Linked DNA regions of Homo sapiens: region 2 is linked to region 1. The links are chromatin loops, found by intact Hi-C in ENCODE. Cell type or tissue: IMR-90. All regions are shown on one strand.

The links. Hi-C counts contacts between places; a loop is a spot of excess contacts. Peaks named below come from ENCODE experiments on the same cell type or tissue, not always from the same donor. Only the 100,000 strongest peaks of a DNase experiment are listed, where the experiment ranks them.
Region 2: it touches region 1 in a loop (2.0-fold over the local background); 1 of 110 quality-filtered maps calls a loop at or near these places.

The regions. Positions count from the first base shown.
Region 1 is chr5:41,250,844-41,253,343 of GRCh38, reverse strand. It overlaps a transcript of C6 not described here. Among named protein-coding and RNA genes, the nearest start is that of C6, 39 kb to the right of the region's middle. RefSeq lists an enhancer at 317-849. In IMR-90, no CTCF peak of the experiment used is centred here; a DNase peak (open chromatin) is centred at 1,133; H3K27ac peaks cover 452 bases.
Region 2 is chr5:41,160,446-41,162,945 of GRCh38, reverse strand. C6 (complement C6) reads left to right here. Exons shown (of 18, transcript NM_000065.5): 10 at 1,087-1,253. It overlaps LOC105374739 (a long non-coding RNA gene), which reads right to left. Exons shown (of 6, transcript XR_001742650.2): 6 at 1,530-1,633. Among named protein-coding and RNA genes, the nearest start is that of C6, 52 kb to the left of the region's middle. In IMR-90, no CTCF peak of the experiment used is centred here; a DNase peak (open chromatin) is centred at 1,475; H3K27ac peaks cover 817 bases.

The DNA.
Region 1 (2,500 bases):
TTGGGTGAGTATCAGTCAGCTCACAGGTATGAGGAAACCACCTGAGGCCCAGCAAAGAACCACCCAAGAGGTTGGATTACAGGTGAAAACCACAGAGCTCAAACAAGGTTGGAGATGTTTATATTCCTACCAGCCAGAAAGGAAAAATCCCATGCATAACATAAATGAAGAAAAGTATACCAAGGGACTTCATAATCAAATGCTTAAAACAATTACATGTCATTCTTAACATATAATCAGATTTCAATTCAAGCCCATGCCTTCTTCCCCTCTTCAAAAATATTTGAAGAAGTTTATTCTGAGCCAAATATGACTCAAATATGACAGACCATGGCCTGGAACACAACCTCAAGAAGTCCTTAGAACATGTGCCCAAGGTGGTTGAGTTACAGCTTGGTTTTACACATTTTAAGGAGACAAAAGTTACAGGCAAAGACATAAATCAATAAATGTGAGGTATATATTGGTTCAGCCCACTCACATGCCAACGGTGGAGTCAAAGATTTTCTGATTGGCAATTGGTTGAAAAAGTTAAGATAAGGGGAGCTGTGGAAGCCAAGGTTCTTGTTATGTAGATGAAGCCTCCAGGTAGCAAGCTTCAGAAAGAATAGATGGTAAATGTCTCTTATCAGAACTTAAAAGGTATCAAACTCTTAAATTTCCCCTGAATCAGGAAAAGACCTGGAAAGGGAAGGAGACTCTCTACAGAAGGTAAAATTCTCCCAAAAGAGATGGCTTTGCAGGGCCATTTCAAAATACATCAAAGAATTACATTTTGAGGTAAAATATTTTTCTTTTCTTCAGGACCTGCTATCTGTCATTAGATGCTATCTATATCAGAATCAGGTTGGAGTTGGGTATCTCACTGCTACAAAGAGTCTGTCTTGTAGGTCTTATGGTCTCTATTTTAATGTTAGTGCTGGTCAGTTTTGCCTCAACTCCAAAGGGAGGGGTATAATGAGGCATAACTGACCTCCCCTCCCAACAAGGCCTGAACTAATTTTTCTTTGAGATCCTCTTGGCCAAGGAGGGGGGCCATCCATGCAGACTGGTGGAAGGCTAAGAATTTAATTTTTGGCTTACATCTTGTTTCCAGAATCTCTACCAGCCAAATGAGGTTAACATATTTCTTTGAATACACAATGCTCATGCTTTCCAATGCTTTAGGAATGTCTATTTATATTAGTTAAAATAGGGCCAAGTTTGAAAGTGAATCACAGAATATTTGCAAACCACCTTTAAATGGTCTTAGGTATCTGAATTTGCATATTACCTTAACAAATCTGTGTACACACATGTGGCCCAAGCATCTGGAAAAGATAGCCACGCTATAAAATCTTTTGCCATAAGGTTTACTTAGGATATGGATTTAGCTTCTTGCCTCTCTCCTTGAGTTTCATGCATTTACAGCCCCTTTATTTCCCAACCATATCTTTTCCCTTAGCAGAGACTTTACTTGCTTTTTGCTTCATGTTTCTAACCACAGATAAAATTTGCATTTCCCATATACCCAGCCTTGATGCAGAGACTCCAGCACAGTAAAATCCCTGAACTACCTAGTATCCCAGAATGAAAGGAAGGCACACGCAGCCTAGTCTGTCCTACATTGCAGCTTCAAGAAGAGCATTTGCAAAAATATATTTTGTATTTGCCTAGCGTCTGTCATTGTTTTAGCTCTCTAGCATCAGAACCCTTTTCTTAACTTGGGAGAAACTTCTTAGTGTAAGCATAAAGCTGAAAATTCGAAGACCTAGGTCCTTGACCTAAGATTCAGCTGTTCCAAACTTTTCTTCTAGGGCAAGGGACACAAAGAGGAGGATATCAGGAAGAATTCCCTTTGGTCATGACTACAGGGTTGGTGGCAACAAGATCAAGTTTTCAAGGACAATATGCCTGCCACACTAATAACAGCAATAGCATTCAATGTCTAGTGCCAGTGGTGCCAGTGATCCAACCTATTGCATCTGGTACTTGGTAGAAAATATATATATATATATGGTTCTGGGATGATTTGGGGTACAATTTCAGGCTGCCCCTATCCAGATTTTTCAGCCTGCTTGTTGTTTATTTGGACTACTCAACCTTTTCTTAAATAAGTTCCTTTTGGCCTGAATCAGCTGTTGTCAATTTATTTAAGAACTTGCATGTAAACCTGATTCAATGCATAATAACTAAAATACTTATGCCAGAGGCAGGAGAATAATATGTAAGATGGACCTAGAGTTTCAATTCAAAACTCAGAGATTCTAAATTTTATTATAGTTCTCCGCACTCAAGATGGGTGATTTGTGGCCAGTAATAAATCATCTCTGAGCTTCAAGGTCTTCAGATATAAAGTAGAGAAAATAATCTGATCAAACGATTGACAAAAAAAGTAATGTGTCAAATTATTTTCTTTATACCAAATTAAGATATTGAAAGGCTTTAAACATAGAATCTTTTCACATTACACTAAAATTATTTCTGGGAAGGTGACATCTCTTTCCTACTAAATAATAAA
Region 2 (2,500 bases), 90 kb after region 1:
GTCAGTCTGTACATGATATATTGGCAAACTCTAATTTGGCTTCTACTTTTCCATGAAAAATAAATACAAAAACCTCTAAAATTTTCCTTGTATACCTTTGTTTTGTTACGCCTTATACCTGTGTTGTGTTATGCACTTGACTCTAAAAGCAGCCATACTACTTTCTTCATAGGAAGACAGTTGCATCCATTTCCTAATCATTCTAGACTATCTTACTATAGAATTGCTAAATAGTGGGATCATAGCTAATTCTTACTGATAGACACCAAATTAATGCCACTAACTATCGCTCATATCACTAGCCTTCTTTTTATTTGCTACTATTTCTTATGGCAATTCCTTATTACTCAGTCTCTATCCCTGTTAGTTAGAGTTACCATTTGGTTAGTGGAAATTGTTATGGCAATTTGTATAAAAGAGTTGTGCTATATACTTTAACAGTAAATGTCATTGTGTCTAAAGAAACATTGTGCCAACTCTTAACCTGATGGGGGTTTTTTTCTGTGTTAGTTGTGCTTTCACCTCTGTCTTTAAATATAAAATCATTCCACCATTTTTTCCCTGTAATTGGAAGTTTCACCATGACAGTCAATTGACTGGCTATCAGAAGCCATGTGACTTATCTTATTCTGGGCACCCAAAACATATGCTAACATAAATCAGAAGCAGGGCGGTTGACATTAAAGAGTAAGGGGCAGAGTAGTCAAGGACTGGGCTATATTTGCATCCTAGTCCTGTCTCTTAGTAACCATGTGTTCCAGGACAAATTACTTTCGGCTTCAATGTTTATAATAATACCTACTTCTCAGGGTTGTCATGAGAATTATATAAGATGTGTGTAAAGTGCCTGGCATCTACCAGATGCTTAATAAATGGTAGCTGTTAGTACTGTTATTATTATTTCTATTATTAAACTCCCTACAGGGAGGAGGAGTGTTCTCTTGCTTTTTCACTTAGCTTTCTTAATGGAGCTACATACTGTACCATCTACTTCTCCCTTCTGTACAAATAGGTTTTTGTTTGTTTGTTTTAGAATAGGAATTTGCACTAAAATTAAATGGGCATTTTTATTGAAACACCTTGCAGGTTCATTTATACAGGGAGCAGAGAAATCCATATCCCTGATTCGAGGTGGAAGGAGTGAATATGGAGCAGCTTTGGCATGGGAGAAAGGGAGCTCTGGTCTGGAGGAGAAGACATTTTCTGAGTGGTTAGAATCAGTGAAGGAAAATCCTGCTGTGATTGACTTTGAGGTAAGAGTAAAAATTATTCCAGGTAAGAGATCTAAAGTAGTTCTCTAGCAGCCCAAATTGCACATCACACAATTTATTTTCCATTTTCTTCTCAGACAATGAAAGAAATGCCTTTCTTTAGTATTCATGCACAATGTACCTTTTTTTAAATGTTAAATTGCATGTCTAATGCGTTTGCTATTCAAACAAGCATTCAACAGTACAGTATTTAGAATTCCTAGCATGCATGAAACACCAGGAAATGGAACTTAGTGAATAAAAATGCTCAAACTTTCCTTGAGTAGTACTTTTTATTTTTTCATGTATACAATAAATCTGGTTTCTGTGTTCTTCTTGCAACTCCTTATTTGATGAACACTCCTAAGTCTTCATTTGTAGCTCTGTGAGATAAATGAGATTTTAGATCCATTTCTATTACTATTGATTGAATTTACCAGTTTTGTATTTGTTGTAATTACATTAAAAGGTGATATTTATTATTTATGGAATACTTTACCCACGTATCAGCCATATGCCATTTAGAACCTGTTTTCCCCCAAACATATCCATATTTTTAAAAGGCCTCCAAAGAAGCTGTTATGTTCATTTCATTTAAATGAAGATAAAAGGTTTCAATCATTATGAAAATAGAATCATTTGCCTGCAGCGTGAAGATGTGTTGAGCTCTACATGTTATGGGAGAAAAATGAGACCCAGCTGCCCCTCCGGGTACTTGCAAGTCATATTGCACTAGAAGGTCATTTCTTTGAGGTTTTATGATGTTAATAAAATGAGCACTGATTTATCATTAGCCTATTATTTGTTACTGTAATTCTTCCATTCATCCTACTGGCAAGTTTATTTCTTCATTTTCTCCCACTCCACATTTTCTCATCTAACTCCAACAAAAGCCAAAACTGTCCTGGAAAAAAAGAACATGGAAAGCTTCTCTTATCCTCTCTAAATTTTTTGCTGCTTGAATCAAATTTAATGAGGTTTCAGTAGAGCAGGAAAGAGTTGCCTAACTCTTGGTCACCTATCTCAGTGCTTTGATGCATGCATAGAATACTTAATAAATAACATGATATATAACCAAGTAAGCAACACCTCCCATGCTTCCTTCACAGTAAAATTGTAGGGAAGGTAAGTGCCATATACATCACACCTGTCCACAGGTAGAAGGCTTTTGCCTACTGGTTCAACAGGTGCAATACTATATTCTGCAATAATCCCTTTGAAGTGTAAAATTTTCAGGCTTTCCCTCTCAT